Regions from separate parts of the Homo sapiens genome. Here region 1 is linked to region 2. A link is a loop called in an ENCODE intact Hi-C map of the cell type or tissue named here. Cell type or tissue: CD4-positive, alpha-beta T cell. All regions are shown on one strand. Links, peaks and the distances in the headings refer to the core of each region. The heading gives the core; the rest is flanking DNA. Region 1 has its middle 170 kb from the start of LEF1. Region 2 overlaps HADH (hydroxyacyl-CoA dehydrogenase).

Region 1 (12,141 bases), core at 2,044-10,043, 310 kb after region 2:
ATTCCAGAAGCAGAAATGAGGCAATGACATCCAGTCATATCCATCTGCCAAGAGACTCTTTTGGAAAGTCCTACATTTCAGGCATAAGCAAAATCTAGAAAATAATATAATGAACACTCATAGATGTGTCACAGAACTTTGACAAATTTTAATGTTTTGCAGGGTTTATTCTGATGGTAGGAAATAAACCGCTCAGAATTGTGTTGAGTTACTCAGTGCCTCTCCTTGAGCCCATTCTTCTTCTTACCTTCCCCCTTCTGCCCCAAGATAATTACTGTCCTGAATTTGAGTTTTAACAATTCTCGACATGTTTTTTTGAAATTCAAATATGGTATAGCTATGATAATAGCTATAAATATTCATAAACAATACTGAGTTTTGTTTTATACAATTTGGTTTTTATATAAGTGGTATTATATTTAACATATAAGTCCACCATTGGCTTTTTCTCTTAATATTATGTTTTTATATTTAGTCATATTTATACATTTTTATAAACAAAGAGACATAGATTTGTACTGCAGTTTGAATGTCCATTTCATGAATTAATTTTTCCGTTCTCTCATTGGTAGACATTTAGACTATTTCTACTTTTTTCTACTTAAATAGTACCCCAGTAAACACATACCTGTGTGTGTTCTTCTGTGTATAGGTAAGTGCTTGTCTACATTTATACTGTTTGGCTCAGATCCTATTCCCTTAGAGATAATTCAGTATAAATATATATGAGTAGAATTGCTGGTCCTTAGGGACATATATCTTCCCCATTATTAGATGTTACCAAATTGCTTTTAACACCAGCAGAATATGAGAATTTAAGGGAAACATTTAAAGGGAGGGGAATATATTAAATGATGTTTACTCACCCAACTTTCTTTGAGTTTCCAGGAGCTGATTTAGGAGGCAATGCTGCTGCTTTCTTATCAGTAGCTATGGAGTGCAGGTTACTTTTTTCCTCCCAATGTTAATTATCCCCTCTGTACACTTCTGTGGTCTTGTATATCCTGCTGTTGATAATAGAATGTGCCTGGAGAAAACCAGACCCTTGACTTGGGTCAAAAGGTTAGGAAACAAATCGTCTCCTGTAGTCCTTAAATACCTTTCTTCCTGAAGAGCCCCACTAAAAGTGAAGCTCCTTAGAAATGAAACAACCAAACTGAAAACGGTTCATTAAAGAATTTCAGGTCTCTCCATTGACTCTCCTTTTGTAATAGGGCACATACACAGAAGGGAGTGGGTAGAGAGACGTAGCTGGACAACAGCATCCTGGACAGGATCTTTCAGCCCCAACCAGAATGGAGTTTGTGATTGTGCTGGAGGAAATACAGTTCACATTTTCAAGAAACCTGATGAGTCAAGTTAAGATTTAAAAGATGCTTGAATGTCTTTTAATAAAATACCAGTCCAGGAATGATTTCACATAATCACACTAGTAAGAAAGCAAATAATTTTATTTTAGTCCTGTGTAAAGTTAATCACAGGAATAGAAAATTAGCAACAGAAAAACAGAGATAGCCAATTGTTTTCAATTCTTTTGGGAGGGGGCATTTCCCTGTGTATATGATAAAGAGTAAATATACGTGTATGTGCTACATGCCGACAATTCCAAAGCCAAATAAAATTATTTTTGTATTACTTGCTATTTTAAATCATGAATGTCATTACTTCCCTTCATTATTATGTCTAATTGTAAGTTGACTGTACCAGGAAATGAACTACAGTTAATTTAACAGTCAACTAGTGACCAAACTGGAGCTATAAAGAGCAGATTGTTGGCATTAATTAGAGGCTTCTGTTTGGCTTTTAGATTCTTATCTATTTGACCTTGTGTCTTCTATAATCTGGCTGAAGGTTTTCTGGGTCAGCTGAGAGCTTCTGAGTCACAGCACTTGGAACTCTGCAGTAGCTTGGTTTCACTGCAGAAATGAACTAACATCAGGATGATAATGCAAAGAATCCCTAACTTTGCCCACAGGTTTTCTCAGCCAGATCCTGAATAAGAAGGAAACTTCTCATGTCGTTCTTTCCCTACTACAAAGCATCTCTCTGTTTAAACAGGTTTTTAAGAAACAGCCGGAATTTGAACACAGATTCTGGGTGCAAAGTTCCCCTGTTACCCCCTACACTATCTCTCACATGAATAGCTGATGCTTTGTTATATGAAGTGCCAGACACTGTGCTAAGAGCTCATGAATTACCTTTCTCAACCCTTGTAAGTATTTTATAATTTAGATACTATTATTATATAAATACGCCAAAATGTAATGACTCAAACTGGATAGAAGTCTGCTTTTCTCATAAGTCTCGTAAATATATGCCTCTGCTCCATCCAGGGACCCAGGATGCTGGGGTGGTTCCTCAGCATGTGTCTTCCATAATTGTTGCAGTTGTTACCATCTATAGGCAGGAGAAAGGGGAAAGAGAGCATGAGGAGTGCACCCCCAGGATCCCTGTGTCCTGACCTAATTCCCATTCCTACTCCCTTAGAGATAATTCAGTCATGGCTGCACCCGGCTGTAAGAGAGACAAGGAAATACAGTCTGGTAGAGCAGGCATGTACTCAGCCATTATTCTACTACTGTGAGAGAAAGGATTTCAGTGCTGGCACTGGTCGTTTATTTATAGACATTCAGGCTTCTTTGAAATCTTATCTAAACCCATTAGGTCTCTGGGCAACTTTCAGTCTCCACCAGTTATCATCTATATTTTACTAATGAGGTAAATTCAATTTAGCAAGTTTGAAAAACTAGCCCAATGTCACATACTTAGTAGAGGCAATGGGATTCAAACCCAGGCAATGTGAGGCTAAAAACTGAGCATTTAAATGCCATCTACACTGATCCTCTGAATAATTAATTCATTGGTGAGTCACTTTTCTCTAAATGGATATTTGTTGTGGGATTCTACTTAACTCTGCTGGAAGATTGCGGTAATCAGAAATTTTCCATTATAGTAACGGTGGAGATGAGTCCTGGCGTTCCACATTGTCTGAGTTCAGGAGGCTAAAAGCCTACAGTGATTATCATGTCTTTGGAAGTGAGGTTTCTGTGGTACAGGTAAAAACCTCAGGATTTTCGTGGTTAGAAGATATTAAGTGACAAAGGAAGGTATTACTTTAAGTCATCTCTAATTAGGTGCTTTGGTTTAACACACCCAGTCAAGGATATTTTGAGCTGAAGCTTAAAAAAACCCAAGCTGCCTCTTTATAAGTCACCATTAATGCGTAGATGAAAGGTATTTTGAACTTGGGGAACTATTGTCCATCAGCTCAACTATGTAGCTCATAATATGACATACAATTAGTGATTTTATTTACATTTCTATTAAGAGTGTTTTTTAGAGGAGGGGCAGTTTGGGTGTTACAAAGAGAGAAACAGGAAAAATTTATATGAAAGGTGAATATTAACTGTATCTAAATAAATGCTATTAATTAATTTTTAGCTCCAAAAATGAATGCTAATTTGTGTAACTCAATAGACGTGTAACCAAAACAAATAATTACCCTCCTTAATTTGAGCAAGGGCTGCTCTTCCTTAAATACCAGTGATCTGAAATCTGATTTTTCTCAGTGTGAACACTTGGGCAAGTTACTTAATCCCTTTAACCTCCTTCATCTGTACAATGGAGACACAAACATTTTTTACTTATAGATTTGCTATGAGAATTAAATGGGATAGTTCACGGAACAACATTAGTATAGTACATGATAAGCAATGAGTAAATGTTGGGGATTATGGCAACTGTCTTCATAGCACATTTGAATTGCTGGTGGAGGTAGGGGTGTGGATAACAAATTCTGTAAGATTGTGAAAACACAGTAATGTGGAGGGAAGGCTTATCCTCATTTAACAAATTCATTCAAAGGGTTAATCCAGAACTTTGCTAATGCCGGCTGTCAAAATCTTGTGATGAACTAAAGATTTCAGTTAATGTCTTTTTTAATCTTCCCAGGCAAAAATAATCATCACTTTCCTTTCTGCGACTTCTTTGCTCTTTCTCCATTCTTCTATCCTTCTACTTAGCACCTTGTGTCACAGGTATTTGTTTGCCTGTTTAGACTCTGCAAACTTCCCTGGTGACCAAGTGACATGTGGAACCCTCCAAGACAGGGACCATATTTCCTGTCTCCCTGCACAGTGCCTGGCATAAAGCAGGGTCTCCATAAATGTTTCTTTAACGAGTGCCTAAATGGCCTGGTGGAGGTTGCTGGCACACTGGAAGAGGAGCCTGGAAGTATGATGTTATATTTTTCTAGTCTGCTAATAATCAAACCTTTTCACACTCAGTTTCTTCATCTGAGAAATATTCCATCCAGTGTGCTTCCCTTGCAGAGATGCTGTGATAATTAATGAACTCATTGGAAAGGAACGATATTCTCTATCCCTTTGAAGTTTGGTTTTACAAGAAGATCTTTATATACAAGGCTGTAAAAATTCTGTTCTCCTTCCTGCCCTTTTTTTCCTCAAGCCCAAAGGTCCAGGAGAGATTATCTGCCTGTGAAACTTCCATTTCATAAATGCCAGTCTCCCCTGTAGTATAACCTGCAGTGTACTCAGCTGGTCAATCCAAGCCCTGAGGCCTTCTCTTTTCACAAATCAATCTGTAAGCCTGCAGACTGGAAGCCCCTGATAGCTTGAGAGCTGCCAACAAATGGGCTAGGGAAAGCCGTGGTTTATTCACAGATGCTCTTGACCTTCTGTGTTCTTTTCGAGGTTGCCCACATCTTCACTGAAGAAACCACTCGAGATGGCTTGGCAGGAGCCACGCTCTGTGCCAGGTGTTGGGCCTGGGTAGTGCACAGACAGGTGAGTTGTTACATTAGAGAGCCATAAGTCCAACGCAAAGAGGTGTGTGGGGGGTAGGTACAGATCAGGAGGTAGCTCAGGCAAGATGAACCTGGGGTACAGTTAAGAGGATTGGAAGCCATGTCAGGCAAGGAGATGGTACCTGGGCCAGGTGTGAGGGATGAAAAGGATAGATTAGCTTTGTGAACTTGCATTTAGCCTCACCGAGCCTCCATTTCCTCATCTGTAAAATAGGTATAATAACAACAAGGGGGTTAAAAAATAGATAAATAAAATGATTTTGTAAATTATAAAATGCTTTATAAATATCAATTATTATTTGTATCTTCTAGTTGTCTTCCATAAGCTAAGCAGCCGAAGACATGGCATTTAAGACCAGCCAAAGCTGAGCTGACATCAGTGCTACCAACATTATGCTCTTCCCTGGGTGTGGTGCACCGAGCCCTCCACAAGGTGAGGATCAGGTACTGGGGTGGGGAGTGGTAAGAAGGCAGGGGATGGAAGACTTTGGTACAGTCCTTTCATGCTGGCAGCAACCACCCACGGTAGTGTACAGTGGCATACAAACTGGGATGCAAAAGAAAGAATGCACTAAGTTTTAGGTAACTGCTAGTATCCATAAAATAACATAATTTAGAGAGCAACAAGATGCTTTTCTACATGTTTGATTGCGACCCCACCTGAGTTGAATTTCCATAAACTGTTTCATCTCTGCACTCATAAATTTAGGAACGTTACTCATTCCAGTACCAAAAATTCTAGCCTCTTGACCCTCCAGCCGCCTTTCAACTTTATCTAGTAATCATTCACTTGTCAATAGCTTCAACTGCTTTGTCTTTTTTTTTTTTTTTTTTTGAGAGTTTCTCTCTGTCACCCAGGCTAGAGTGCAGTGTCATGATATCAGCTCACCACAACCTCCGCCTTCCGGGTTCAAGCAATTCTCCTGCCTCAGCCTCCCAAGTAGCTGTATCTACAGGTGCCCGCCACCATGCCCAACGAATTTTTTTTTTTTTGTATTTTTAGTAGAGATTGGGGTTTCATCATGTTGGCCAGGCTGGTCTTAAACTCCTGACCTCAAGTGATCTGCCCGCCTCGGCCTTCCAAAGTGCTGGATTACAGGTGTGAGCCACTGCACCTGGCCCATCCATTGTCTTGTCAAATCATTTGCCTTTAAACACCCCACCCCAGATCAGTCCAGGCTTAAACTCAGTCTTCCGAGTGTTGTTAGGGAAAATCATGCAACTGTGAGATTAGCACTGCTACAAATTCAGGATTTCTAACCTCAGCAGCTATCTGATGTTCTTCTATAATGGGACAATATTTTAAAATATTATTGGATGTATTTTTCCTTTCTGGTCATTCCTCCTGCCACCCATTGAAGCCAAGAGCACCCCTTACTTCAGGGGGAAGGCAGTAGTAGCCAGCCAAGAACAAAGGAGTCAGTGTTGAGCTTCTGACTTCCAAAACAGGCCTCTGAAACTCATTTCAGGGAAAATAGATGTGAAAGCCAAGATTTTCATTTGCAAGATCCAGGCTTTGTTGAGAGAGGAGAGGATTTGTGGGTTCTAAGGAAATAAAATAGAAAACTAGAGCATAGTTTATAGTGATAACCATAGAGTGGGGAGGATGGATGATGAGCTGTGATGTATGGCGGTTTCCTGTCAAACCAGAGGGTAACAAGGCAAAGCAAAACAAAACAGAAACTCTTGCTGGGCTGGAGGACTGTAACTTGATGCGAGAGGCATAGGAACACCAGGACATTGAGAGGTGACTGCGGGTTGAAAACCTTACTGAAGTTGGGTACAAGTGAGGAGGCAGCATGGAGATCTCCTGGAAAGATCTGGGAATCCTGGAACTGAAAGAATTGTGTAATCCTTTTCAACTGGGACTCTGAAATAAGGCTGTTCCTTACAATGTTCCTGGTAACATGGAGTGACCACAGTCAAGAAAACAAAAGAAAAAAATGCCATGTTTAGGTAGAGGGAAGCTCTGATATGGGCTGTGTCCTCCCTAAATCCCTCCACTTGGCATAGAAGATCTCCAGATGTCCCACGTGCCCCTGCAGGGAAGATGGCGTGCAGAGGGACTCTGGGATGTAGAGAACACTCTTTGCCAATGCTCTTGTGTCCCTCGTGAGGACTCCTCCTCCTCTTTCTGTTCTTCCAATGCTGATGCTTTCTCCACACCAGCACTCTTCTGGCCTTACATGTAGCTCATATTTTACATGGATCATCCTCAAATTTGTGTCTTTGAGTCTAAAGAACAGATGCTGCTTCATACTTTTACCTCTAGAGCTTGGCTCATAATTGAATTTCAGAGTATATTTATCAGGTGAATGAATTAACTTTTGTGCATCCTGCACGGAATTGAAATCTTCCAGCATCTTTGCCACTTTAAGATGATATAGTGCCATATCTTTGGCCGGCAAATAAATATTTACAGGATACTTCCAAGTGGAATCTTAGTGCTTTGTTGAGATATTGACCCCTATAGGTAGTAAGTTTCATATTTTATTTTATTATTTATTTATTTGTTTGTTTTTGAGATGGAGTCTTGCTGTGTCACCCATGCTGGAGTGCAGTGGTACCATCTCAGCTCACTGCAACCTCCACCTCCCGGGTTCAAATGATTCTCTTGCCTCAGCCTCCTGAGTAGCTGGGACTACAGGCACGTGCCACCACACCCAGCTAATATTTTGTACTTTTAGTAGAGACGGGGTTTCACCATGTTGGCCAGGCCAGTCTTGAACTCCTGACCTCAAGTGATCCACCCACCTTGGCCTCCCAAAGTGCTGGGATTACAGGAGTGAACCCCCGTGCCCGGCCAGTTCCATATTTTAGATAATTAGTATATTTGCCACTTGGCAGAGAAAATTTAGAAATGAACAATCTAATACTTTGGAGTAATACAATGTAACCCAAAGGTCACTTAGCCTAAAGCCTCCACCCTGCGATAGCAGGTTTCTAAGCCCTTCCTCAAAGTGTCCATAGGTTGCTTGCAGAAATCCCTAGATGGATGCGTTACTTGTGTCCATGAATCAGACTGTCTGCTACTGTCATCATATGGTACCCACTCCACTCTTCTCTTGCTTTGGTTCCAAACTGTGATGTCTGCTGGCCATGAAGCCACTTTGAAAAATGTTGCTTCTGCCCATTATGTGAACAGTAATGCCCATGAAAAAAGCCGTGAAGCTTTCCGTCTTTGGCATATTAAAGTAATACTAGCTTCTATGCAGAAGCTGAGAAAATAACTTTCTCCATAATTTTGGGCCACATTTTATCACATAGCTCCTAAGCTCATGGTCTCATAGTTCTGTAAGCTTCTGTTTATCCCCTTTCATAAAAAAGAACTTCATGGAAAAAAGTTGGGAAACGAATACTGCACCATTCCCTTCAAACTCCTCTGGGAAAGCCCTCACCAAAACTCCTCTCTTTTTCCAGTTACCAGTCAACAGCAGCCACAAAACTCCAATGCATATTAACAGAAGCAAAAAATAAGTTTAATGGACCAGGGGAGAGAAGGAAGAAAGGATATTGTCTTCACTAGCAGAATTTAGGTAGCAGTTCTTCCTACCCAAAATGCTGTTTCAAAATACCTTGTATATGATGAAATATAGCATCATGACTGCTGGAAAAGGAGTTTATTCTTTCCCTAGTAAACATGGGGAAATGGGAGCCAAAAGAGTGAAGAAGATAAACTGATTAGTAATGACATCTTAAAAGATGCTTTTGTCTTTTAAAACAATATAAAGAATGCAGATCAGAAGGACTCCTGGACATTAATCCACTGAAGGTCTACCTGAAGAACTTCCCACTCCTGCTGTACCTTGTACGCTGATTTCTATCACCCCTCGGGAGTTTTGCCACTGACTTCACCTTTATTTTCCCATCATAGTGTGCTGTGTCCCTCAGACTTAAGATAGCCTGTTTGTCTTCTGAATAGAGACTTGTCTATGTTGAGCCATACAGCTGCCTCCTCCTTCTGCTTGACACAGACCTCCACCAGCTGGACTCAAACTTCAATCACCCCCGAACCAGACCTATCCCTGAAAAACTCTCCTATTCTTGTACTTGGATCCAGTAACTCCCAGTCTTATACTAAGATCCAGAATAATTCCTTTGGATTATAGTTTTAAACACTGATGCTCAAAAGAAAATAGAATCCTGGGCTGAGCATGATGGCTCATACATGTAATCCTAGCAGTTTGAGAGGCTGAGGTGAGAGGATCGCTGGGGGCCAGGAGTTTGAGTCCAGCCTGGGCAACATAGTGAGACTCCATCTCCACAGAAAATTCAAAAATTAGTTGGGCATAATGGCATGTGTCCATAGTTCTAGCTACTTACGAGTCTGAGGCAGGAGGATCACTTGAGCTCAGGGCTTTGAAGTTACAATGAGCTATGATCAGGCCACTGCACTCCAACTTAGGTGACAGAATGAGGTCCTGTGTCTAACAAAAAACAAATGAAAATAGCATTCTGAAGATGGATGGTGGTGATGGTTGCACAACACTGAGCTGTACACTTTAAAATGGTTAAAATGTTGTGTGTGTGTGTGTGTATGCGTGTATAATGGCAATGATTAAAATAGGTTCATTCTTTTGATTTGGGAAGTTTAAAATTAAAATTGTGAACATTTACATACTTTCAATGAATTTTTTCCCATAACTGTGTAAGTGATAAGGAAAGAGAAAGAGAAATAGAAAATAGAAAAGTTTTTGTAAAATTCTTCAAAAATATTAAATGAATTGGGTCAAATTTACATCAAGTACTTTTGCAGTGTGTGCTTGGATATGCATAGACAGCTTCTATTTTTCTCATTGTGGGTTTGAGTATTTCTTTCCCTGGTGGAGGTCTATTGCCTCTCAAGAGAGAGAAAAGTTGTGGAAACAAAACAAGGCTTTGTGTATCTTTCACAAGGGCTGGTTTGTTTTAGAAGGAATTTCAAGGAAGTTGGGAACCTTAAAACTGTGTTTTGTTTCATAGTAAGTTTTCTCCTATCACTGAGGTCCCACTTTTAGCAAATGCATATATAATTCTTATTAATGTTGATGAATCTATGAGAAAAGGAGAATTTCAGATTATTTAGAAAAATCACAGGGTCCACATGATTCTCAGCTTATTCAAAGGCCTTGTTTCCAGTAGGCCAAATACAAATTCTTCATTTACCACAAACCCCAAAATGTGGGAAGAAGATAGCTGAGTCAACAGGAAATAAAGGAGACAACTCTCAAACTCTGTGTAGAGAATTAAAATGCTACTGTTCCCACATACAGACATAGACAAGCCCTTGCTTTTAGGAACTAAGGAGTGCCTTGCTTATGACCAGCTTGGGCAGAGCACAAAGACACCATGGGGCTCACTATTAAAGAAGTTTACTTTTAGTGAAAGAAGAGTATTAAATGTTACTGCAGCATACTAAGTGCACCAACTTCTTTGAATTAAGAACACCACTGTTTGGTGTACAGCTTTGTCTTTTCAGAGATAAGAATTCCATTCAAACTAATGATAATCTCACCTACCAATCAAATAAATAGCCTAACGTTAAAGCTATATCCAAGGCACCAGAAGCCCTTTAACGGCAGCTCACTTATCATACCCATGTCTCTGTGAAGGGTTACAGAATTATTATTCTTATAGATTCAGACACCAAACCACAGAAGTTAAATGATTGACCCAAGATCAGCAAAGTTGGCTTCTCACAGGGCAAAGCAGAGTTGTTATAATTTTTTAAGAGATTTGAACCCATGCCTATGTCATTCCAGTAGACCTTTTTATGGATAATTTAATTCCCAATTTTGGGAATTAAATTCCATCACTGTTCCAGCAAGGTACTTTTCTGAATCAGACTCTTCTTTTGCTGAGACCCTGCCTGATGCATTTCAGACAGTTTTGCAAGATGGCAAGGACTCCCGCTTCCCCACCATGACTCACTGGATGTATGCAGCATTCATCCTTTCTTTCTTTAGCTTAACTTTTTAAAATCATGACAACCTTTTAGTAACCTAATATGAACTATAACACCTCATCAACAAAGTGTTTGACAGTGTAATCAAGAAGCATAGTGACTTCAGGCAAGGAAGAAGTATAAGACAAGGTGAATGCTAAAGAAAAATGACATTGGCCCAGGAATGGTGGCTCACGCTTGTGATCCCAGCACTTTGGGAGGCTGAGGCAGGAGGATCACAAGGTCAAGAGATCGAGACCATCCTGGCCAATATGGTGAAACCTTGTTTCTACTAAAAATACAAAAATTTGCTGGGTGTGGTGGTGCACGCCTGTGGTCCCAGATACTCGGGAGGCTGATGTAGGAGAATAGCTTGAACTCAGGAGGTGGAGGTTGCAGTGAGCTGAGATCACGCCACTGCACTCCAGCCTGGTGACAGAGTAAGACTTCGTCTCAAAAAAAAAAAAAAAAAAAGAAAAAGAGAAGAAAAATGACATTCATGCTATGTGTTATTACAGTAATGTTCTTAGCTGTGAGATGCGCACAAAGAGAAAAATCCTAGCTAGTAATCCATCAACAAACGTGTTAAGAAAACAGCACATTGTAGTTGGATAACCTGCCTCATGACTGCACTTAAACCAATTAATAAGAAGCAGAATCAGTTTAAGGACATTTTTTTCAAACCCATGTATTGAATTGTTTAAGGGGGAATACCCTAGAATGTCATTCAATGATATGGTAAGAGTTATGCTCCTGAAAAAATCTAGTACCTCGAAAGCTTGATTAGAAGCTATGTATGTTAGGTCTGTTGGACTCTAATATTTATCTCTTCCTGGACTCTAATATTTATCTCTTCATTCAACAATTATTCATTAAGCTCCTACAATATGTAATATGGATTTACATGGCTTTTGATGTTCCAAAGAGTAATTGATTTTTTAAAAGTGTTTTGAAAGGAATCCATGATCATCTATTCTATTCCCATGATCCTTTCAAATATTGGTGAAAATGAGCTTACTTCTGTTTCTGCTGGGGCAGGAAGACCTTTAACCCCAAGGGTAGAGCAGCATTCTGCCAGAAAATTCTAGCTGCCATCCCTAAAGTAAATTAAAATGTATATGTAGTAAATTTCTAGACCCTTCATATGTTCTTCCCATTATTCTTGTCAGTAGACACCTGTTGCCCTCCAAGAGCTAGCTGCGTGTGCAATACGCCCATGTGAGTGGGGATTGCTGGCTTAAGCAGGGATGGAGTCCCCTTAGCCTTCTTTGAAAGACATTAACCTCTGTAGAGCCTTGAGACCTCAGTAGTTGAGATAAACATTTTTCCTAATAAGAGCCCAGAGGGAATATGTCATATACTTTACTGTTTTCAGGGTTTAAACTCAGTTGCA
Region 2 (12,141 bases), core at 151-8,150:
GAGTTTATTTATTTATTTTTTTATTTTTCGAGATGGAGTCTTGCAGTGTCTCCCAGGTTGGATTGCAGTGGCGCAATCTCAGCTCACTGCAACCTCCATCTCCCGGGTTCAAGCGATTCTCCTGCCTCAGCCTTCTGAGTAGCTGGGACCACAGGCGCGTGCCACCACACCCGGCTAATTTTGTATTTTTAGTAGAGACAGGGTTTCACTGTGTTGGCCAGGCTGGTCTTGAACTCCTGACCTCATGATCCTCCCGCCTTGGCCTCCCAAAGTGCTGGGATTACAGGTGTGAGCCACTGCGACTGGCCAGTGAGTTTAAATATTTAATGAGTCTTGGCACTTTTTCCTTATTGAGCTCTATGAGCTTTTTCTGTAGAAGATATTAACTGTTGGAGCTTCATGTTCTCAGGTACCCTATCTTGAGTCTATAGTGAACCTTTTGAAGTTGAAAAGAGTATTTTTGCCTCAATTATAAAATCTGTATTGTTCCATAATCTTAATTAAGCTGATAAAACTTGTTTGTGCATCTTTGTGCTCATGTGGCAATAGATGGGGTTAGGGCTTGGTTTCAGTTTGCCTAGGGTTAAAGGAGGTTCACATCCTTTGTGTTACTGTCCAGTTTCCCCGCATGCAGTCAGGTTAGCTCTGTGAGGAGTGCCTGGTCATCTGTAATTCAGACATTAAGGAAGTACCTGGTGTGTGCTAGAAACAGAATGCAGAGTTCAGGCCAGGGTGAGGATTTCTGCCCTCAGGAAGATCACAGCCTTTTGACAAAAGAGGAGGCACCATTTGCCTAGTGGAAATCAGCTTCAACAAAAAAATCACCTGCTTTTCTCTACAAGTCCCCGGAAGAGATCAGTAGATAAAATCCAAATCCCACACCTGTCCTCCAGAGAGATGATTATTGTTAGTTACTGAGAAGGGAAATGGATGAAAGGCATATGTGGCACAGGGGTCACCGCAGGATGCAGAGGTCTTAGGGGGTGTGCCGTGAAAGGCCAGCTCTCTGTCAGAGGCTCTGCTCCTTTGTCGGAGCACGTGCCCTCAAGTCAGCTCCACTGCAGTGTGCGCTGGAACCTGAGAAGTTGCTGAGTAGCCGAGGAGTGGCTCCAAGGAGCCTGGAAAGCAGTCCTCCTTTGAGGACCATTCAAGGTGGAGTGTGACGTTTTGTCGATTCTTGAAAGGGAATTGGGAGGAAAGAGGAGGAATAAAGGGATGGGTGTAGGGCTGTGTGTACAGCATTTTATGTGTTTTCTGATTTATCTTCACAACTTTGAGACAAACTGTCACCCCCAGTTCACAGATGATGAAACAGATTCAGAGTGACAGAAGGACCAAGAGAGTATTCAAGATTGAACCCAAATCTGTCTCTCCCAAAGCCATGCTCTTCCAGGTCACACCTGTGCCTTGATCTGTCTTTATGTCAGGATCTGTGCAGTGGGGCATCTGGGTTTGAATGTTTTTTTAAGTACTATGATTGTTGGATAAATTGTCATATGAGATAGAAATAAGGCCATGCTGCAAATTTTGAAAATGTACAGCTTGATAAATGGGGGCAAACATGATCCAGGGTAAGAAGGGGCAATTTGGTGACTTCACAAAAGATACCATTTAATGAAAATTTACTAGTTTTTTGTTTTTCTGTCTCCCAAAACAGGACACTCCTGGGTTTATTGTGAACCGCCTCCTGGTTCCATACCTCATGGAAGCAATCAGGCTGTATGAACGAGGTATCCTTCTGACCCAGGCCAGGAGCAGCAGACCTCAGCTCCTGGCGCCACTGTCTGGAATTCTCAGTGTCTCTAGGAGGGGTCGGGCCGTGCACAATGGAGGAAGCAGTGTCTGTTTTCTAGCTTTGTGAGCTCAGCTGCACCCTGAGCCCTGGTACCTTTTTCACTGTTTTCCCAGGGCCTCCTGGCTTCCCTGTGGGCCTCTGAGAAAGGTTTCTGGAACTCCCACCACCCCCACTACAGTCCCAGCCAGAGCAATTGCATGGCCGGCCCAGATTGATATCCTGGATCTCTGCTTTTGATTAAAAGGTTTACTGCTTTTAAAAATAATCATAATGTAAAAATCACTAGGCTAGGAGATCTTGAAAGTTCCTTAAGGTTCTAAAACTTGTGACTGACAGGTGATTAGAAATATGTGACAAGGCCGATATGTGGTAAGGACAGTTTTTAGTAGTCTGTCCTTACTGAGTGATGTCATGATGTACTTTTTGTAACCTTAAGAATGGTGTAAACAGTTTTCCTCAGTACTTGATTGACAAAGAATGCTTTTCTCTGCTGTAGAAATATCAGATTTGGGACAGGGTCCAGGCCTCTAAATTGATCTGCATTCTCCTGCCTGCTTTCCCTCCCTGGTTTCTGGAAAGGTAGCTCTCATGTCTGCTTCAAAGGCAAACAAGCCTTAATAGGACTGGATAAAAAGCAAGTGTAATTGTTTTCAATTACTTCATTCATAAATGCTCACTCCTGAGAGTGTCATTTTTTAAACAAAACATTTACACCAGCTCTTCCAGAGAGATGAAAGCACATTTGCTTCCTCAAAATCTGCTTTAAATATTAAAACTTTTCTCTATGGTTTATGGAAGCAATTGCCTCACTTTTGCTCCAAGATCAAACCAACAGTTCTGGTTTATCTATCAACAAATATGCCTAATTACACCTCAAAGAAAGCACAGAGCATTTTACCCTACCTTGAAAGGCAGTTGTATGTCTTTTTTTTTTTTTTAACAAAATGTAATGTTTTAGAATGTAGCATGTGAGAGATCCACCTTTTAATGGTGTTTTCCTCACTGTCCATTTGATGCATTCTCCAATGCACCAAGTATCAGATGGTAAGTTGAAAGCCCTCTTCTTGTCTGTGGTCCCTTTCTGCATAGGTGCATGCCCTTTAGCCCTCACCATCCCTGGCCGCCTGTGGGCTGAAGCTGGAAGAGCAGGACCTGGCCTCAGGACATGCTCTTAGCTTGCTCTGGGCATGGGCTTCAACAGCCTATCATTGCTGGTCCCTCTGCTTCTTTTTCCACCACCTTCTCAGAATCTGCTTCTGAAGTTGCTGGGTGTCCTGCCTGGGGTGGGTGCTGCTTCCCTACTGCACACTACAGTCACACCCTAGGCCTCTTACCATGTCCCCCCGCCCACCACCTGCTCCCTCCTCTCAGCCAACACAGAGGAGTGCTCAGAGCATGCCCACCGTGCCATCTCCGTTCATACAGTTCCACCTTGAAGCTTCAAGCATCTGGAGGCTCCTTCTCGTCTGCCACATCTGTTCATCACTTTTGATTCCTTCCTGTCATGCCTGTTCCACCTCTTCATCCCACCTTTTCCCCATCCCAGTCAGGCTGCCTTCATGAGGTTCCTTAGGTAGCAGAGTAATTCACGCTACTCATGTCTTTTCCTGACTGGTCCCCGCTACTGCACTTACTGAGAAAGTATCATATTGTCCAGGAAGTTGAGACACCGCCTACTGCATCTGCCCACACACCCCCTGCACAGCCTCGGCAGGAGCTCTGTGACTGTTTCTGAACTCATGCAAGGAGAAATTTTCTGTACCCCACTGTTGATACACCTGGGGTTCCAGGCACATGGTTTGGCCAATGCTGCCTTGAGTGGTGCAGGCTCTCTGGAAGGATGTGTGTGCTGTTGTAGGTCAGGCCTCCTGGATGACCGGGCCTCTGCCACTAACACTTCTTGCCAGTCCCCATGGGATCTCGTGGAGGCTCACGCCCTTTTGCTCTGCTGTTTGTCCACTCATTTTGGCTTCCATGTTGGGCCTTCTTTCCCAGTATCCCAGCTCCGTCCTCACTCTTCCTATTGCTCTTGTTCGTTCACACTGTGACTGAGGCCTGATGCATGCCCCAGTCACTGTCACTCCTGTGAGTCAGAGGGACAGAGGCTGGATAGGCTGTGTCTGACAGTGGACTGCTGCCCTTGCCAGGCACCCACTCCTAATGGCCAGTGTGGGCAGGATGGTGGGGCCAAATGGTCAGCTCTTCTCAGGAGGGCTCTGCTGGCAACAGGCCTGGGAGCACCATGAGCCTGCCCCCCAGTCACCATGTGACATCTTGCTCACATTGTCGCCCCTGCTCAAGACAGGCTCAGTGGTTCTCTGGTTTCCTGCCATCTACAAGCTCTGCCAGAGAGCCTTCCTTCTGGCCAACCTCTGCCCCTGCTGTTATCACCGCCAACTACTCCTGCCATTCCCACGTTGCCCCACCTGAGTGTCTGCAGAGCTCCCAGCTGGACATCATCTCTGTCATCACAACTCTTCTTGCTTTGGCTCTCCCTTGGGTCACTTGTCACTGTCTTCCCTGTGGCATGGCAGGTGTTTTCTTTCCCTTACTATACTCTCTTTTCTGGGGCACTCTGGCTCCTCCTCATCTTCATATGTCCCAAGGTGCTGTGTAGGGCGGGCACATAGGCAGCTGCTGATGAGTAAAAATGCTGTTTCTGAGTTGTTGCTAAGTGCCTCTGTTGTTCATGCTAAGAATGGTTGGCAGGTGGTGCTGCTGAGCCAGACAAAGAAGCAGATGTTGGGCAAGTCCCAGCCCCTCAGCTGTGCTGATCTGGAGTTCACTGAGGAAGCTTTCCTTTGCTGTCTTGTCTGGAGTTAGGGGCTCTTAACTGGAGGGAGGTAGGAGAGGGTGTCCAATGAACCTCCTAAAGTTGACGCAGAATTTGGGTTATATGTGCATTTTTTATGGAAAGGGTGTCTGATTGTCAGAAGTACTTGATTCTAAAGAAGTTTAAGAATTATTAGTTTAAAACATGATTCCACATCTAACTGTCACTTGGCACACCAATCTCTGTATTTTGTTTCTCTGTTTCTGAAAGTTTGCCTCTTTTGCTCTGCATTATTGAGAACACGATCTTTAGAGTTGGGCTGACTTTGTAGAGTTATTTAGATATTTTTCTATCATGTGCTGTATCTTCATATTATTTCTTGAAATAAAACAGTCCTCAAGTGAGTCTCTGAATATGGAATTACAGCGTTGCTTCTAGGGTTAATTGTCCTGTCCTTGAATATAGATTTCATTAAATGGCTTTAGCTGAGTTGCAACCATTATGCTGTCAGATTTCTGTCCCAGGGAGACTGCCAGTAACAAATGAACCAGTACATAAGCATGTTAGGTTGTGATGAGTAATTGTGGAGAAGAAGATAGTAAGGGGTGGCAAGAGTCTTGTCCTAGTGTCCTGGCCTTTTCTTTAGTGCAGGGAGTTGCTTTTTTTATATATGCAGGGAGGAGAAGAGGCTGTCAGAAGTATGACACCTGAGCAGAGGCCTGGAGGAAGTGAGAGACTGAGCTCCGAAGCTGTCTGAGGGCAGCACCTAGGCACAGGGAGCATATCCCAAGCCTGAGGAGCCTGTGAGGCCGGCACTTCCAGCATTCCAGGGCTCTACCAGCACAGAAGCTGCGGGGCTTCCTAATGAAATCCTCTGAGTAGAACCCACTTTTAAGCTTCATAGCCACACCCCAAATATGCTGTGTTCCTTCCCATTCCTGCCTCTGCATGTGCTGTTCTCTCTACCTAGAATGCCCTTCCTGGTCTGCTCATCTCAGGATTATCTTCACCTTCCAGGACCCAGGCATGGGGGTGGTTTTGGTGAAGCCCTGGCAGTGTGAGTAAATCTCTCCATCTTTACTCACACAGAGCTGTGTGAGTCATGAATCTTCAGGTCTTATTATGTTGAAGTTTTTGGCTTACACATCTGAGTTCTCCCATTATGTCATGAGTACCTTGAGTGCTTGTCTGGTTTATCTTTGTCTCATTCTACATCTCTGGTGCCTGCTACATAATGAATAGAAGTTGAATGAATGAATGAATGAATGACGCTGCCTATATGATTATTTTTGTTTCTTTGCTTTCTTATGGCCTAACACTCAAATCATGATTTCTCAGGCGTCTCTAATCCTAATTAGTGTAGTTATTAGTAATGTCAACCATAATAAATAATTGTGGTGTATTTTAGTCACCTTAAAATGCCTTGAAATCCTTTGGAATTACTTTAGTAATTTATTTGCTTTTAAAAATATATCTTCTTTATCGATGTTTAAGTAGTTTCTCTCTGAGTGTCTTAACATTTTTCCCTCTTTTCTTTAGCTTTGATCTGATTGACTTCTTAATGCTTTGGAACAAAATTCTAGATAGCCACCTGTTGCAGACTATTCTACTTTTCTGATTTCAAAGAAAGGGAACAGATTGTTCTCCATAAAGGCCTCTTGGGGCCAAAGGACATAGTAAATTTCCAAGGGAAAAGCACATTGATCCTTGTCGTAGTCTACTCAACAGACTTCCAAACGTGTGGTGATTCTAACTCGGGTTTGGGCTTTTCTTTAAAAGGTATCTTGACTAAAAGGTTTGTGTGAAATGTGATGCCAGGGGAATACTCCTTACTTGTAAAACCCAAAAAACTGGGGGAAAGAATACATACAATAACTATACATACAAAAGCAGAAAGCTTAGTTTTCTTTTTAAGAAAGTTTATTTATAAATCAAAAATATGCTGTAGCATTAAATTATACTTTAATAAATGATTCCAGAGTTGGAAAATCCCAATGTATTTGAAAGTAGCTGAAGTTTCAGGCATGGAGACTTCTGTCTCCATGAACAGGGTATCAGTACTCCAAAATTCACCTCAGTGGTGCGTAGCTTTGAAAATCTTGGGCCACACACTGTGGCTTACACCTGTAATCTTAGCACTTTGGGAAGCTGAGACGGGAGGATCACTTGAGGTTGGGAGTTTGAGCCCAGACTGGCCAAATGGTGAAACCCTATCTCTACTAAAAATATAAATATTAGCCTTGTGTGGGGGCGCACACCTGTAGTCTCAGCCACTAGGGAGGCTGAGGCAGGAGAATCACTTGAACCCAGGAGGCGGAGGTTGCAGCGAGCCAAGATTGTGCCATTGCACTTCAGCTTGGGTGACAGAGCAAGACTCTGTCTCAAAAAAAACAAAGTCTTATGACCTCTTTGGCATGTACTTTAGAGAGGAAATCTTACCCAAGCCAGAAAGTCTCAGTCTAGGCATTTTTTTTATTGTGCAAGCATATAAAATTCTAGTAATTCTGGGGCTAATCCTGTGATAGGGAGAATTCAAGGAAAGGTGGTGGTGACCCAGTGCTGCCGTTTTCTCCTTAGGTGACGCATCCAAAGAAGACATTGACACTGCTATGAAATTAGGAGCCGGTTACCCCATGGGCCCATTTGAGCTTCTAGATTATGTCGGACTGGATACTACGAAGTTCATCGTGGATGGTAGGAATTGGAATTTTTTGTTGTCTTTAATTGAGGTAGTTTTTCTGAACTGTAAATTATAATGCCTTTTTAAAAAAAGTTAGCAGGGGTCTTAATAAAGACCTTCCAAAATCCTGCCTCACCAGGTTGAGAATTCATGAACAGATGTCAGGAGAAGGAAGAATGTGACTGTCTAGTGTCTCTTTAACAGGGTGACCTTGAAGAAAAAAAAACCTTTATGGATTCACAGGAAGTTACAAATATAGCACAGACAGGTCTTGTGTGTGTGCCCTTCACCCAGTTTCCACCAGTGGTTATATAGCCATAGTACAATATTAAATCCCAGGAAATTGACACTGGTACACTGTGTTATCACATCAATAGATTTGTGTAACCTCCATTGCAAGCAAGATACACATCCATTTTAAAAAATATATCCATTGTAATGTAAAAGCTCTGAAGACAGGGTAAAAATAATAATTAAAACTGGACTACTGAAGTTGAATGTAGCTATCTGTTCCCAAGTTTCACAGAATGCTAGTTGAAGAATTAAATTTTGAATCTTATGTGGATGCAAAATACCAATGGCAGGAATGCAGATTTTTTAACGTGTATTCTGAAAGTTAACTGTGCCAGTGATGAATCCAACCAGCAAATTAATGGCTTCTGTCAGTGTACTTGGGCCTTTGGCCGTAGTGATTTCTGAGAAGACACTGGATAAGCAGGAGGACCATAGTAGGGCCAGGCTTCAGGCAGCACAGGTGGGTGGCAGTGCAGCAGCTTTGGGGCTGATGTGGCTGCACCAGCACAGCCTTCCTTGGTGCCTCTGCAGTGGTGGCCGGAGGGGCGCCATGCCTGGGGGGCTCTCCCACATCAGAGGCAGGCCTCCAGACTTGTCCTTGGAAATGCCAAGATGTAAAAATAAACCCAGCACTTCATCCTGAGTTCTCTTCCCTCCGCTCAATAGGGTGGCATGAAATGGATGCAGAGAACCCATTACATCAGCCCAGCCCATCCTTAAATAAGCTGGTAGCAGAGAACAAGTTCGGCAAGAAGACTGGAGAAGGATTTTACAAATACAAGTGATGTGCAGCTTCTCCGGCTCTGAGAAGAACACCTGAGAGCGCTTTCCAGCCAGTGCCCCGAGTGCCTGTGGGAATGCTCTTTGGTCAGACATTCCCTCACACAGTACAGTTTAATAAATGTGCATTTTGATTGTAATCTATCGAAGTGATTATTACACCAGTTACAGCAGTAATAGATTCTCCATTAAGAAATAATTCCCTTTTTTAGTCTGTTCATTTCTGTGTATTTTCTAAACAGCTTTACACCCTTGGTGCCTTGGAGCAAACATGTTTTTTGAACCTTGTCATTTTTGTGAAGAATTGCCTAGATTCCTTCTCTCATCAACGGGAAAGTACTTCCTCTGAGAGTGCGAGTGCACCATGCTCACTGTTGCTGCGTGGGAGAGTCACAAGCCACTGGCAAGCAAGTGGTATAGTCTGTGAAGCACTGCAGCGAGCAGCACCTGGATCTTGCCTTTATAAGAACATTTTACTACCTGCAGCTTTGAGTCTTGCCCTACATTTTGGGCATGACATAAGATGTGTCTTTATTCAGCTCGTCGTGAAGATGCTGCTGCTGAATGGGTCAGCATATCTCTGTTTGCATGGTTTGCAGGAGGTCGGTTTTCATGGTCATTCAGTTCCACAGATCTGAATGATTACTGTCTGTCTGTGTCTTTTTTCCATGAGAAATCACTGTTGCAAATTGCCTATAAATTGACTCTACTAAAATAACAATGTTTCAGTCTGAAAATTTGAATTGAAAAAAATGTATAATATAAAATTGTAATACACTCAAATGATTATAAAAGTAAAAGTTGGTAATTTAGGCAGAAGCTATTTCTCCTCTTCTTTGACCTGCTGTTAATTTTTAAAGTGGGAGTGACGGGGAGGGAATGGCAGGACAAGGCATTTGTGTAAAACCTGCCTGGGGCCGTCGCTGCCAGATTTCTTACCAGGAAAGCAGTAATAAGGGCACAGAGAACAATTTTTAAGGAACATCTGTTTCTTCTTTGCCAACAAAGTGAAGTAGTGTAACGTAAGCTTCTTTTAATCATTGGCTTAAGAAAGTGTCTTCCAAGATAGAATTTTGGAGTTGGAAAGACATCAGAAATCCTGAGGTCCAATAGCCTCATTAGCAGAAAGCTTAAGGGATGTGCCCAAAGTCACTAGATATTTTGTCACATAGCCTAGACTAGAACTAGGTTTTGATAAAATTAAGTACAAAATAGCCCATTTGAAAATCTCCGATCCAAAATTTCAGACAGGACTCTCCCTAAAATGGGCATCCTTGTTTGGTGTTCTGGGTCATAGGTCTAATAGTCAAGAGATTTTTTTTCTTCATTTTATGACTGATAAAAGGGAGCTTATTAATTTTAAAAATTTTGAATCTATAACATAGTGGGAAAATAAATACATCGGTGCATTTGTACCGCACATAGAACCTGGGTAGGACACTTTTAGGTTATTCTTATAAAATGCTGCCTAACGAACCAAAGGAAGCACCTGTGAGGCCACCCGCATTTCCATCGCTAAAGGTTACCCTTGTGGTCTGACAGCTCCCTGCTCTCTCAGGCTGGCTCTTGACCTTTGGCATGAGCCCTGGGCCTAAGTGGGGGCTTCACTTCCTTACTGTCTCACCAGAGTCCCCATAGGATGCAGGCCCTTGTCCTGGAAATGGCAGGGTTCTTTCTTGACCACTGAATTCCAGGAAAGATGTAACTCAGCAATGCAACTATCAGACTGCCGGGATGAGAAGGTAGGGGCTGCAGCAGTCTTTCTGGCTGGCATTTTAAAATACACTTTAAGCCTACCAAATAGTCAAAAGGCCTAGCCTCTCAATATCCTTTTATCGTTTTCAAAAAATATTTTCCATGCACCGTGTTTGGGACCAGGAAGGAATTTTGAACATCCTTCCTTTAGACATGGGAGGTGAGGGAGTAGCTTTTTCTTTCCCAACTCCATGTCTCTGCGTTCTCAGGTGAACGTAGCTGCTTGCCACGGAGAGCTCTTGGGGCGGGGGGAGGGAAGGTCATGTCAGTCAGGTTCTCTGCTTCCAAATATAGGCCCGCTGCTGCTGTTTGCTTCAGTCTGTGGTTAAGAACTGAGCCTCAGTGAGAGCCCCAGGTGCCTTGCATCATCCTCCACTGTGTTTTGGCAGCACTTGTTCAAGAGGGAGGGTGGGTCCTGGCAGTGCTGCTGGGCCTGGTGTCACTGCTCTTGGTTCTCCTCACCTCCCCAAACTTGCCTCCTAACCGTCATGAATCTTTTATGACACTTGAAAGTAAAGACCAAGTTTTAGGTCAAGAGGATACTTTTTTTTTTTTTTGAGATGGAGTCTTGCTCTGTCGCCCAGTCTGGAGTGCAGTGTTACAATCTTGGCTCACTGCAACCTCCACCTGCCAGGTTCAAGCAATTCTCCTGCCTCAGCCTCCCGAATAGGTGGGACTACAGGCGTGTGCCATCATGCCTGGCTAATTTTTTATAGTTTTAATAGAGACGGGGTTTCACCATTGCTGGCCAGTTTGGTCTTGAACTCCTGACCTCATGATTTGCCTGCCTCAGCCTCCCAAAGTGCTGGGATTACAGGCGTGAGCCACCGTACTTGGCCACTTTTTTTCCTCTCTCCTATGCTTCCCCTTAGTGATATTTTTATTTATTTATTTGTTTTTTGAGACGGAGTCTCGCTCTGTCGCCTAGGCTGAAGTGCAGTGGCGCAATCTCAGCTCACTGCAACCTCCGCCTCCTGAGTTCAAGCGATTCTCCTGCCTCAGCCTCCCGAGTAGCTGAGATTACAGGCATACATCACCACGCCCAGCTAATTTTTATATTTTTAGTAGAGACGGGGTTTCACCACGTTGGTCAGGCTGGTCTCAAACTCCTGACCTCGTGACCCACCCACCTCAGCCTCCTGAAGTGCTGGGATTACAGGCGTGGGCTACTGCACCCGGCCAGTGATATTTTTATTTACCTATAATACAAGTGAAAGTTTGAGATTAAGAAGAAAACCAGGCAACTTATGAGATGACTTGCTGAAAAAGATGGTGAGCCTCTGATAGCCATCACCTAGACTTCAATTCTGTTTAGTAAAATGGAGTTCTCTGAAGGATCGTTTTAACTCAAGATATCTTTGTAAAATGAAAATCATGGCCCTTTCATGTTCTTAAGATTCACTGTTAATAGTAGTTTTTCTGGGGAAAATGGTTAACTTTTTCTGACATCAATTGTAAAGCGTATTTCCACTTTGGGAACTTCAATGACACAGCGTGGGGGTAGGTGGAACCATGTCTTGGAACTCGGAAACTACTATGAACAAATCCGGTGTTAGAAAATACTCTCAGCTGGGTGCAGTGGCTCATGCCTGTAATCCCAGCACTTTGGGAGGCCGAGGGGGGCAGATCATGAGGTCAGGAGTTTGAGACCAGCCTGGTCAACATAGTGAAACCCTGTCTCTACTGAAAATACAAAAAATTAGCCAGGCGTTGTGGCGGGCACCTGTAATCCCAGCTACTCAGAAGGCTGAGGCAGGAGAATCGCTTGAACCCAGGAGGCAGAGGTTGCAGTGAGCTGAGATGGCACCATGGCACTCCAGCCTGGACAACAGAGCAAGACTCTGTCTCAAAAATAAGAAAAAAAAAAAAAAAAAAAGAAAATGACTCTCCACTGGGTTCCGTTAATAGTAAGTGTTTTGACTAACACATCAGCTTTCAGAAACCCATTTGAGATTCAACTAGTCATCATTGGAGAGGTTACAGCCACTATGTTAGTCACAGCTTATACAACAACATACACTAATTATGCTTTCTTTGTGAGTTATACCGTTCACATATTTGAAA

The links. Hi-C counts contacts between places; a loop is a spot of excess contacts. Peaks named below come from ENCODE experiments on the same cell type or tissue, not always from the same donor. Only the 100,000 strongest peaks of a DNase experiment are listed, where the experiment ranks them.
Region 1: it touches region 2 in a loop (2.2-fold over the local background); 7 of 110 quality-filtered maps call a loop at or near these places.

The regions. Positions count from the first base shown.
Region 1 is chr4:108,336,300-108,348,440 of GRCh38, forward strand. No RefSeq gene overlaps it. Among named protein-coding and RNA genes, the nearest start is that of LEF1, 170 kb to the left of the region's middle. In CD4-positive, alpha-beta T cell, for the core only: no CTCF peak of the experiment used is centred there; a DNase peak (open chromatin) is centred at 6,482; H3K4me3 peaks cover 292 bases; H3K27ac peaks cover 875 bases.
Region 2 is chr4:108,026,031-108,038,171 of GRCh38, forward strand. It overlaps HADH (hydroxyacyl-CoA dehydrogenase), which reads left to right. Exons shown (of 8, transcript NM_005327.7): 6 at 1,658-1,730; 7 at 7,146-7,262; 8 at 8,209-9,141. The coding sequence ends at 8,327. Among named protein-coding and RNA genes, the nearest start is that of HADH, 42 kb to the left of the region's middle. In CD4-positive, alpha-beta T cell, for the core only: a CTCF peak has its summit at 4,508; DNase peaks (open chromatin) are centred at 3,471, 4,071 and 4,501.